Regions from separate parts of the Homo sapiens genome. Here all the other regions are linked to region 4. A link is a contact called in ENCODE Hi-C or POLR2A ChIA-PET data. All regions are on one chromosome and are shown on one strand. The core of a region is the stretch at or near the end of the contact, and the rest is flanking DNA. Distances in the headings are between cores, read along the strand shown.

Region 1 (2,700 bases), core at 156-2,655, 5.8 Mb after region 4:
GCACGGACCTGTAATCCCAGCTACTCAGGAGTCTGAGGCAGGAGGATCCTTGAGCTCAGGAGTTGGACGCCAGCCTGGGCAACACAGCAAGGCCAGTCTCTTCAAAACAAAAGTGGGGTTTGGGGCTTCCAGGAGTGGTGGAGACAAGTTAAGAGAGGATAAGAGGAAAAAATGTCTAAGGTGAATAAAGGTTGACTTTTATGCAGATAAAAGTATCTCAGATGATACAAGTTGACTAGCAGCAGCTCTCTTTCTGGTAAGATTCCTTTAATTACGAAAATTTCCTTTAGAAATGTAAATTTCTCTTTACAAAGGAAGAGTTATTCTTTATTTTAGGCAGTAGTGGGATAAGTGAAGCATTTTCCTGTGTTGGCTGGATCTTAATTTATTTTGCTAAAAGACATCAATATGCCAGAGTGGCGTATTTTGGGGTGGCATATTCTGGACTCCTTCAGTTATAATTTGGGGTAGTGTGTCCTGAGCCCCAACACAATGAAATCAATCAACGTTCACCCTAACTAAAGGGGCTTTCTTAAACATTCTAGAACCTCACATCATGCATAGACCATAAAAAATCCTTTACAATTCAACCCAAAGGATCGTAAACGCGGCTTCCTCCAGGCACTTTTAATTGTCCTTAGACAGATGGCCAAAGCCTGGTTATGGGAACCGCATATGCTAAGAGAAAGCTGACTACAGCGCCAAGAAAATGATGATTGGCTGCTGGGGCTCAGAAGTTGCATGTTCTCCTCTGGCCAAGGCAGGCTCTAGGAAACTGCTGAAGGTTCAGTTTTTGAAATACGGTTTTTGCATCGTAAAGAAAAAAGATCAACCTATCAGGAAGAACCGAGCACATCCAATCACCAATCAAGAGCGGGAAAGAAGCCAAAGCCTGGGGATACCCACGCACCAACGAGGACGTCATTCTCCAGCCCCCGCCAATGAGCAGCGGGACGGGGGGCGGGGCAATAGGCGGACCCACTGCCCTAGAAAAGAAACAAGCTGCGGTACAACTGTCCTCACCAGCCCTCGCCTCCCGAGTCACTGCAGCCAACCCTTCAGCAAGGTGCTGATTTAATGCTTTCCATACTCTCTGCGTGGGGCTAGTTACAGTGAAGTATCCCCTTCCCACTAGAGTAAGGCACTTCTTTCCAGTGTCTCCCCGAGAACCGCAGAAAGCACACTGGAACTTCGAGCTTTCTACCTTCACAGGAACCGGGAGCCGTGCGCTACCTGAGGGGGAGGGGCGGCCCTGGTACGCAGGCGCGCATGCTTTGTGGGGGCGAGGCTGTGGTGGCCCGAGGTAACCTGGGAGCTGTATTTCTTACGCCGGCAAAACCGCCCAGGCCGCTGAGGCCTTCGCGACTTCATTTCCCAGGAGCCTCCGCGACCATGGGGCGGGCCAGTGAGTTCGCTAATGAGCTCGAGGAAGCCACGGCGCGGCCCACCAGGTTCCAAAACAAGGAAATGAAGGAGGGAGGCGGGACTGGGGGTGCCTGCGGGAGCCGCCGCCGCCGTCGCGGAGGAGGAGGAGGAAGAGGTGGAGGAGGTGGCTGCTGTGGCCGCCGAGGAGTCCCTTGCTGAAGGCGGACCGCGGAGCGGCGGGCGGCGGGCGGCGCGCGCGCGCGCGCGAGAGGCGGCTGTTGGAGAAGTGGAGCGGCGGTCGCGGGGGGAGGAGGAGGAGGGACTGAGCGGCGGCGGCCCCCGCGTCCCGTGCCTCTATGGGGGAAGCAGACAATGGATTATGATTTCAAGGCGAAGCTGGCGGCGGAGCGGGAGCGGGTGGAGGATTTGTTTGAGTACGAAGGGTGCAAAGTGGGACGCGGCACCTACGGTCACGTCTACAAGGCGAGGCGGAAAGATGGGTAAGAGCAGGGGCGGGAGGAGTAGGCTCGCTCGGGTCCTCGCCCTGCCCGCGACCTGGCGGGATGGGTGGGTCGGATCCCAGTCGGGCCGTGCCCGAGGGGCGAGGCGGAGGGGGTCGCGGGGTTGCGTCCGGACACCGACTCCGAGGGGCGCCCGTTCCGCCCGCCTCCCCCGCGCGGCCCCGTCGCGTACCTCGAACTCCCGCGGCGCAGCCCGGTCCGAGGCGTCGGTCCCGTCCCAGAGGGGCGCCCTCCGAGTGCTCGGAGACGGCGGGGGGACTCGAGTTGGGACCGCGGTGGAGGAGGAGTTTGTGGGGTCTAGTCTCTTGGGGGAACGCAGCGGGCAGGCAGAGCTCCGCTGCGGAGTTGCCGCTCCGGCCCTGGGTAGTGACGGTCGTTGTGGAACTTCCAATCGGCTGAGCGCCTCGCGGGGGCGGCGGTTTGAAACCTCGCCGGGGAGCCTGTCGGGCGAACGCGGCCTGGGGTCCTCGCCAGCCCCACGGCTCTGACCCGCTGGGCACCGCCGCCCCCAGCAGCGATCTCCGCCCTTCGGGCTGGCCGGCCCGTTGGCTTCTCTATGCAGTCCTCCCATCCCTGTTGTATGCCCGGCGTCCCGGGTTTCTCATTCTCACATTCTGAATTGCGTACCTTCCCCCTTCGAAGGAGACCTGATGGGCTAGCTGCGTTTCGCAAGCGGCAACTTAAGAGTTGGCTGAATTCTCTGCTACCCACCCTTTACCTTGCAGCCCCTTGGGTATCTTGGGTATTATGTCCTCCACTCCATCCTCTGCCAGATGACTGTGGGCTGGGGCTTATGGAGTACCTATATTATCAA
Region 2 (2,700 bases), core at 138-2,637, 5.9 Mb before region 4:
CTCCCATAAATAACGTATTAAGTTTAGCATAATTAAAAATATTGTTAGGTTTGTAATTTCCATTTCCACTATTCTTTTTTTTTGAGACGGAGTCTCGCTCTGCAGCCCAGGCTGGAGTGCAGTGGCCCAATCTCGGCTCACTGCAACCTCTGCCTCCCGGGTTCAAGCAGTTCTCCTGCCTCGCCTCCCGAGTAGCTGGGATTACATGCGCGTGCCACCATGCCCGGCTAATTTTTTGTATTTTTAGTAGAGATGGGGTTTCACCATGCTGGCCAGGCTGGTCTTGAACTCCTGGCCTTGTGACCCGCCTGCCTCAGCCTCCCAAAGTTCTGGGATTACAAGCATTTCCACAATTCTTTAAACCTTATGGATGCTCTATTATAATACTTTGCTTTAAGAGTGGTCTACAAAACCACAGATAAGGCAAAGAAGAATAAAGCAAGATTGTCCCTTAGTGGTTACAATAACTAGGAGTAGGGATTCTGACATTCTTCCAGATTCTTAGGTGTTTACCCCACCTCGACCCATGCAATTTTTGTAGATTTTACAACACTTTCTTATTATTAGTTATGGGAATGACTATTTCAAGTTTGAGCTGTTTCCCAGAATATTTTCAAGAACAAATAACTCTAAAAAAATAACTGGAACTTTTATAGGAATGCATTCCCTGCAGATGTGCATCATCACCTAATATGCAAGGGTTCCACATGCCTCAACAGCTCATGACATTCGAAATCAATGTTTGAGTTTGATAATGTCTTATCTAACTAATTAAAAATAATTTTAACGTGCAAATTTCTTGTAACATCTTAATAGCATAAGAAATTAAAATATAAGTCAATAGCAAACAGAAATGATACAGAGAAACTGAAGCACACAGATGAATATAAATATCCCAATAAAACTTGTTCCGGGCAGCGGGCTGCAGGAATACGTTGCAAACGCAAGAGCAAAACAGGATGCAAACGTGGGAAAAATGGGAAATAAGTGGAGTTAGGACGGACAAAGACTGAGAAAGAGGAAGCAATCCCCTAAAAAGCAGAGAGGTTCCTCAGATGAAGGAGGGCAAAACGTCAACCACCACCTCAGCTCTGTTCTCTACTAATGCCCAAATGCAAGTGCATGGTAGGTAAAGGTGGGTTTTGCTCACACCGTTTTCTTAATTTGGCAAACTACGGTCAGATCCACATTAGCCGTTAAGTTTCCAGCCAGCAGTCCTTGAGAAATTCTCCAGGAAAGAAGACAGCCGTGTCGTCTAGTGACGCGCATGCGCAGTCTCAGCGCTGCGCGCTCCGTGTTTTATCCTACCCAGGCCTGGAAGGAAGTGACGCGAGGCTGAGGGGCGGGTTGCGCTGTGCGTCCGGAAGTGTCTCGCAGATAGTAAATAATCTCGGAAAGGCGAGAAAGAAGCTGTCTCCATCTTGTCTGTATCCGCTGCTCTTGTGACGTTGTGGAGATGGGGAGCGTCCTGGGGCTGTGCTCCATGGCGAGCTGGGTAAGGTGCTTTTTGCGGCCTCTGGGGTGCTAGTGTGAGAGACCAAAGAGAAGGCGATCCGAGCCGGGGCTGGGTGAGCCCGGCGGGAATGTGGTGCCCCACCCAACAGGGAGTGCCCTCTCTGTCCCCGTTTTCTTCCCGTCTCCTCTCGTCACTCAGACTCAGCTTCAGAGCTTTGGGTCTTGCGAAGAACTGATCACTGGCCGTAAGGTTTAGTGGCGATGGGAAGATGACTCAAATTGAGGAAGAGAACTAGAATAGGGCCCCTCCCCCACCCCTGCTTCGTGAACGCTGTCTCCCATTCTTTGAGGTCCCTTTTCGTGGTTTTGTTTGTATCTGCGCAGGCCATCTCTACAAAGGTCTTTGCCCCTTTCCTTCGGTGGGGTACCCACTCTGTTGTCATCTCTTTCCTGGCGACCTCAGACTGCCGCACTGTCGTTCCTGGATTCATGTCGCCCTCTTTGTTCAGTGGCGCAGATTATGATTAAAAAGTGCCTGTCGTCATTTGGAACCGCCTGGCAGTAATGCTAATGTAGTAATATTGTTTTTGAAACAAATAGTCATAGCTCTGCCGTAACTGTTTGAAGTGTCAATTTCAGATTTCAACTTAAAATTGAAATTTCAGATGACACACGCATGCCTTGTGCCTAATGACAATTTTGTCTTTAGGCACAAAACATGCGTGTGTCATCTGAAATTTCATGCTTAATTAGCTGTACATTGCATTTTCATTAAAGAGTTGTTAGAGTAAAACTATTTTCAGTATAGTGGCAAGACTTTGGTCCGTGTGGCACAAATTTCAGTTTATTTAAGATAATCTCTGCCCCCTCCAAAATAGTAGGCAAAACATTGGCAGTGCAGTTAATAAAGATATTTGTAATTTTAGGCGAGGTATTTGGACTCAAATCACTTTTCTTTAGTCTGGAATTTGTTAATTCTGTTTCTAACAATTGCTTTTCTGACTTCCCAAATGATTCCGTTATATATACTCTTAAAGGTTTTGATATGTCTTGAACTAAAAATGTTGAATTTTAATCAAATAATAATGTGGGGATTGTTACTCCAGCCAGTCTGTTCTTTTGATTATATGGTATTTCTTCTTGCACGGAAGCCTGGAATATTTTATCTCAAGATATTAGAGAGTTTAATTATTGACTTTTATACAAAAGAGGCATATTTAGTGTGATAAACAGTTTTGAAAACTG
Region 3 (2,700 bases), core at 194-2,693, 5.7 Mb after region 4:
GCCTAAGCATCCACGGGATCTCTGGGCTTTTATATAAGCATGGATTTCCACAGCAATACCAACTAAAACGCCTCTTCGGCGCGGTCAGCCCAAGTATCTCTCGCGTGACGGCCCGCAGTGGGAGTGGGCCCCAGATTCCTTTGCTCAAGCTTAAGGCATTAGAGGCATTATGTCCTGGGGCAGGCGGGCCTCCCTCCACCCGCACCTCTCCCGCCCCGCTCCGCCGGCTCCGTAGCAGGTTACACAACCCAAGGTCAAGAGATTGGGGAGCAGCCCCCAGCGGCCTCAGCGGCCGTGTCGAGGGCGGCCCCGGGGACTGCGCCGTCTGCCCAGCCGCCCCGAAAAGGCTCTGGCGCAGAGCATGTTAGGGGAGCGGTGGGGCCCCGCCACTGCGACATAACTGCTCCCGCCCAATCCCCGCCGCCCGAACGCCACATGCTGCCCGCGGCCGCCGCGGGTGGGAGGCCTCTTCGCCAGCCCCTCAGACAAGGCCGGGAGGGCCCCTCCTATCCGCGCCCGAGGCAAGAACAAGCGCCGCTCCCGCCCTCCATTCCCCGAAGCCGGCACGCCCGAATTAGCGCCTGACTAAGCCCGCCGAGCCACACCTGCCGGAGGCAACCCGCGCAGGCGCCCCCGACCCCCACCTGGGGCCCCTGCCGCCAACTACTACGGAGGGAAATGTCGGGAGGCGCGGGCCGCAAAACCACCCCGGGCCGCGCCGCCCGCCGCCCAGCGCGGGACGTTACCTGAGCACGCGGCCGCGCCGGCCTCCTCCCCTCCCCCAGGGCAATGCCAGGCGCGGCAACCACGGCGGGAGAAGCCGGCTCCGGCCCGCGTGGACATGGCCGCTCTCCCCCAAACCGCGCACCTTCCAAGGCCGCCGAAGCGACCCCAGGCCGCAGACTTGCCCCCAACTGAAAGCTGAGGGAACTCGGGCTCCACCCGTGGCTGGTGCCTCGGCGGCGGCGACAGCCCCCAGGCCCGGATGTCAGCGAGCGCCCCGGGGACCCACCTTGGGATAGTGCGAAGATCCCCAGATCCTTGGTTTGCGTCGGGCTGCTGCCGGGAGAACCAAACCTCCAGCAGCTTCTCGGTCCCTTCGAAAAAATGTGCAGCTTCCATCACCGTGAGACTAGCGAACAACCAACAACCACAGAAAATCAACTAAATTAAACCTCTTCTCCCGCCGCTGCCGCCGCCGCTGCGGATTGTTCCAGCTGTGTTACTAAAGTTCAGGTTCCTTTTTTTTTTTGCTATAATTTTATATTAACTTTTTTTAAAAAAAGGACTAATAAAATTTTCCCGGCTTTGTGTGAGCGAAAGTTGAACGTGAGTCTTTTGGAAATAGAGGCAGATACAGTTCAGTCTCTTGTATTCCGCTGCTTTCCCGTTAGAGAGAGTAGAGCGAGCGCTAGCTAATGTCGCCGGCCATACTGTGTAAGCGAGAGCGCTGCGTGAGCACCGCCCTTATATATCCCGGCTCCCCCCAAAAGACCAGGAAGTGACGCATCGTCCCACCTCCACGGCCTATAGCTGCTGCCGCCTGTCAATCACTCGCGGCCGAGTGGCGGCTGGCTGGCCGAGGGCCTGGCGGAGAGCGCGGGGAGCTGCCCACTGCGCTGCGGCTCGGGCTCTGGCCGGCTCCTGAGTGGGAGTTGGTGCTGTGATGTCCAGCTGGGGACTAGAAACCTCGGATCGAACGCAGAGTGGGTGGGGAGAGCGGGAACGGAATGAGGAAAGGCTGTGCAGAGCTGTTTAGAAAAAAAAAATGATTAGCAGAAAACATGGGTGGGTCCTTAGGGGTGTTGGCGGGGTTCAGCGGGGACGGTGGCCAGCGCTGGGTTGGCGTGGTGGTTTTGATCTTGTGCAGTTCACCGCGACTGCTGAGGTACTTGGCCATTCTTAAAAGTGTGTTTTCCCAAGGCGAACGCAGCCAGGCGTTAAAACTAAACATTTGTCCGTGACGCGCACGTTGCCAGGGGTCGAATTAGAAGGCGCTTTAATTCTGCTCACGCCTTGGCTGATGTGCGAATGAAAGCAGTCCTCGGCTGGTTTATACAATAGCCAGAAGCATTGTCTTCCTATTTCAGAAGAGAAAAGCAACGTGGCGCCCAGCCTTGGAGGGCCCCGGCTTTACCCACCTCCCACCGTGTGGCTCGCCATGCCTCCGAATTGGCTGAGCACAGCAGCCTCCGGGAAGCACTGGCAGCTCCGTTGCTCCATTAGCTCAACTGGTGGGAATTTATTCAGCAAAACTACTTCTAGAAACTGAATGTGTTAAATATAATCTGAACTTATTTGATCATGTTTTTCTTTGAATTTTATCAAGCTGATGTATTAATTGATGGAGGTTCTCCTTACCCCCCAAAATTTACAGTGCTATCTTCCCATGTGCTTAAGAAGGATTTACCTGGAAATTAATAAAACAGGGATTCCAGAGCTATCACTGGTGGTAACTTAAATAACTATCAGTCTAATATTTTATAAGTGTTAAGTATAAAATAGTCGTCAAGCCATGGTCAAACAGTTTAACCTCAGATGGCAAAACTGGTAACAAAGTTATTACTTTTACTTGGGAATATGGGAGGAAAAAAACCCAAGCTGACATAAAAATTGCTATTGTCACAAGACAAAAGGACTTTTCGCTATCATCCTTAGAAAAAAACTTTCCCCAAAGTGAAATAAGATGATGTCAACATG
Region 4 (2,700 bases), core at 72-2,571:
TGCAAGCAGTGGTCAAAAGGTGAAGCCAAGAAAACTAAGCTAAACAATGAAAGGGAGAGGGGTTGGAATTTATAAGTTAAAGTAATATACCTTACACTATAAATTCTGACTATCAACGATAGGCAACACTCAAAGGAAAGGATGGGGAATGTAAATGCACACACCTAGGTTCTACTCACTCATATTGGCTTTATTTGACCGCTTCTCAAATCTCAGAGGAGCCATATTGATATAGTTATGTAGCATTTTTATAATCATCCGAAGCATGGCTTAATAGAGAAATCTCGTCCTCTAAATTATACCTAATGAACTTCTCATTATAATATTTTACATTAGCCCAACCTACCAAGTAATCTTCTGCTCTCTCAATCTCAGCTGGAGCTGAATCCCAAGTCCCATATGTCTGGAAAGTGAAAGAACAGGCAAGCGTTCTGGACGTATAACTCAGTACCAGCCCTGCCGCTAACTCGCTGGCGGACAGTACAGAGCAAGCCACTTAGCTTTCCTGAACCCCCATGACCTTGGCTTGGAGCAGGAGCCCCAGGATAGATGATGTTTAATCTCCCTTCCAATCTAACAACCTATGAATTTATAGCAGAACGGAAATTTGGGCCACATTATCCATTAGGCATTCTGCTGAATGCCAGATTTTTTTTTTTTTCATAAGAAAAGAAACCCGACAGACTTCAGGGACTATGCTACTCTCAAAACCGATTTGAGTAACTGAAAACAGCACTCTGAATCCTATAAACTAAAACAGCATCGTATGAAAAACAGTTTCTACCTTAATAAAGCTAAAAATGTGAAAACTAACATTCTTGCGGCTGTGGAAAAACGAATCGCACTTGGAGTATTTTTTCTCTTAATGTATTATAAATCTCAGGTTGCTGTAGGTTACACAGAAACCAAAGTAATCCCGACTCAATTTTCAGGCCTGACACCCTCCAACATCACCCGGACTTTTAGATTTCCGGGAACAAGCAGAGAAGGAGAAAAAGTCACTGGGTTGCTGGTAAGTGACTGAAGAACTTGAGGAGTGGAGGGCAAGGTGGCCGCGCGGCCTCAAGGTCCCCTTCTCCACCCCAACCTATGAGGCCCAGAGCTGCGGCAGCTCCTGCCCGTCCTACTCCACCTCGGGGCGGCTACAGGCTTGCGGCCGCGGGAGTCACCTGTGAAGGAGTCAGGGTAGATGGACTCCAGGGCCTCCAGCTCGTTGCGCTGCTCCTCGCCGTAATCTGTCATCGTGGCCCTTGCTCTTGCCCATAGATCGCCCAGACACCTAGGCGGCGCGCAGCAGCCCAGACAGCTGCCGCGCCGGGAGAGCGGGCGGCGGCCAGGCGGGCGCAGGCGCAGAGTCCCCGGCTGGAAGGCCCAGGGCCCAAAGCCAGACCCGGCTTGCTTAACTGCAGCTCCGCGCCGGCCTCCGCCTGCTCCCTACTTCCACGTTCGACTCGTTCTGCCTGGCCAGGGGGCACTGATTTGCTGCCTGTCCCACACTCGCTCGGGACTTGCTGGGACGGTGCGCGCGGTCTGGCATTCGCCAAGGACACCTACAGCCGGCTCCTGGGCTTTGCAGGGCCTGAGCCTTAGAAGCCTCTCAGCGCTGCATCCTCGCTCGATGAGTCTGGGCTGAAAGGCCGGCATCGCGCGTCAGTGAAGGATAGTGTCGCTGGTGGCCGGGCTGGGGCGAGGGGCGTCCGATGCCTTCACCTTTTCTGGTTTCCGGTTTGACGCCGTGGCGTAGGTGCTGCGGGCTTGCAACCTAGTGTGGACTGGTGGGGCTCAGGAGATTTCTGAGCTTCTCGAACTCCGTATTGCTTGGCGTCCTACGGGAGTTGGACGAGAGGCTGGGACCAGTGTAGATTCCACTGGGCAGGGGAGCAAAAGCTCTGCACTGCCTTGAATGAGTATGGAAGGGTCGGTCTAACTGCTTAATAAGTCGGGGTGGATCCAGGAGGGAGAAATAGACCGGAGGTCCGGCTTCTCGGTTCAGATCTTTAGGCTTAACTTCTGATTTTGTGAAATGAACGCAGCTGGACGTATGATAGATCTCAAGATGTCTGTGATTGTGTATTTGTGAATTGATGAAAGGAATGTAGATCTCAGTAATAACAATTATCATATGCAATGTAAAAATTGCAGTACCCCGAGAAATGTTGAGAACCTTTAATTTGGTAATACGACTTCCAAGAATAAACTTGAGCAAGTAGCATGCATCTGTGATCTCCAAAATCATTGCAGCAATTACAAAGAAAATTTTCAAAGAACCATGATGGCAAAAGCTAAGAAAATGGCTAAATAAACATGGTTAGCTTTATGAAAATGATATTAAAAACTATGGTAACAATAATAAAGGATCCCATGTTCCTTTATTATATTATTGCGCTAAGTCGAAAAATGGAAAATTTTAAGAAAATACTCAAAAGCTGTTGCCCACTTTTCTGTATTTTTCTTTGTTTTGATTTCTCTGTATTAAAGCTGGTTTCACTGGTATAGTGGGAGGAACACTTTTTAAATGAAAGATTCCTAATGATGAAGCCCCTGAAGCACCAGAAGGCACCTTGATCTTTTATTGAGGAGTGCTGCTTACCTATAGCAGAGGAACACTTTGATACTGATTCCGTGTTTACGGTATTAAGGGTTGATTTCAGGCGTTCTTTTAAACTTTAATGAAAAAGTGGAGTCTCCTAACTATGATGA

What was found. Hi-C counts contacts between places; a loop is a spot of excess contacts on that map. ChIA-PET counts read pairs that join two places held with the same protein, here RNA polymerase II (POLR2A). Pooled maps may share reads with other maps.
Region 1: a loop to region 4 is called in a map of B cell, with 26 times the contacts of the local background. The contact joins the promoter of CDK19 here to the promoter of RWDD1 in region 4. A Hi-C loop is called at or near these places in 3 of 168 maps with a recorded cell type or tissue (B cell and CD8-positive, alpha-beta T cell) and 6 of 50 pooled maps. POLR2A ChIA-PET finds 5 or more read pairs at or near these places in 1 of 52 experiments (CD4-positive, alpha-beta T cell).
Region 2: a loop to region 4 is called in a map of CD8-positive, alpha-beta T cell, with 36 times the contacts of the local background. The contact joins the promoter of SERINC1 here to the promoter of RWDD1 in region 4. A Hi-C loop is called at or near these places in 2 of 168 maps with a recorded cell type or tissue (CD4-positive, alpha-beta memory T cell and CD8-positive, alpha-beta T cell), 1 of 37 single-sample maps with no recorded cell type and 10 of 50 pooled maps. POLR2A ChIA-PET finds 5 or more read pairs at or near these places in 1 of 52 experiments (CD4-positive, alpha-beta T cell).
Region 3: a map of naive thymus-derived CD4-positive, alpha-beta T cell shows a loop between it and region 4 (12-fold over the local background). The contact joins the promoter of AMD1 here to the promoter of RWDD1 in region 4. A Hi-C loop is called at or near these places in 1 of 168 maps with a recorded cell type or tissue (naive thymus-derived CD4-positive, alpha-beta T cell) and 13 of 50 pooled maps. POLR2A ChIA-PET finds 5 or more read pairs at or near these places in 2 of 52 experiments (activated CD4-positive, alpha-beta T cell and activated T-cell).

Annotation. Positions count from the first base shown.
Region 1 is chr6:110,814,174-110,816,873 of GRCh38, reverse strand. CDK19 (cyclin dependent kinase 19) reads left to right here and starts at 1,405. Exons shown (of 13, transcript NM_015076.5): 1 at 1,405-1,865. The coding sequence starts at 1,738. It also overlaps a transcript of AMD1 not described here. RefSeq lists enhancers at 1,105-1,184, 1,758-2,310, 2,545-2,654 and a silencer at 1,825-2,134.
Region 2 is chr6:122,470,494-122,473,193 of GRCh38, reverse strand. SERINC1 (serine incorporator 1) reads left to right here and starts at 1,387. Exons shown (of 10, transcript NM_020755.4): 1 at 1,387-1,495. The coding sequence starts at 1,457. It also overlaps a transcript of PKIB not described here. RefSeq lists enhancers at 1,228-1,287, 1,338-1,737.
Region 3 is chr6:110,873,528-110,876,227 of GRCh38, reverse strand. AMD1 (adenosylmethionine decarboxylase 1) reads right to left here and starts at 1,443. Exons shown (of 9, transcript NM_001634.6): 1 at 1,013-1,443. The coding sequence starts at 1,122. RefSeq lists enhancers at 1-305, 306-1,021 and silencers at 269-458, 489-558, 619-868.
Region 4 is chr6:116,570,125-116,572,824 of GRCh38, reverse strand. RWDD1 (RWD domain containing 1) reads right to left here and starts at 1,321. Exons shown (of 7, transcript NM_015952.4): 1 at 1,170-1,321. The coding sequence starts at 1,242. RefSeq lists enhancers at 1,067-1,166, 1,387-1,716, 1,747-1,926 and a silencer at 1,267-1,346.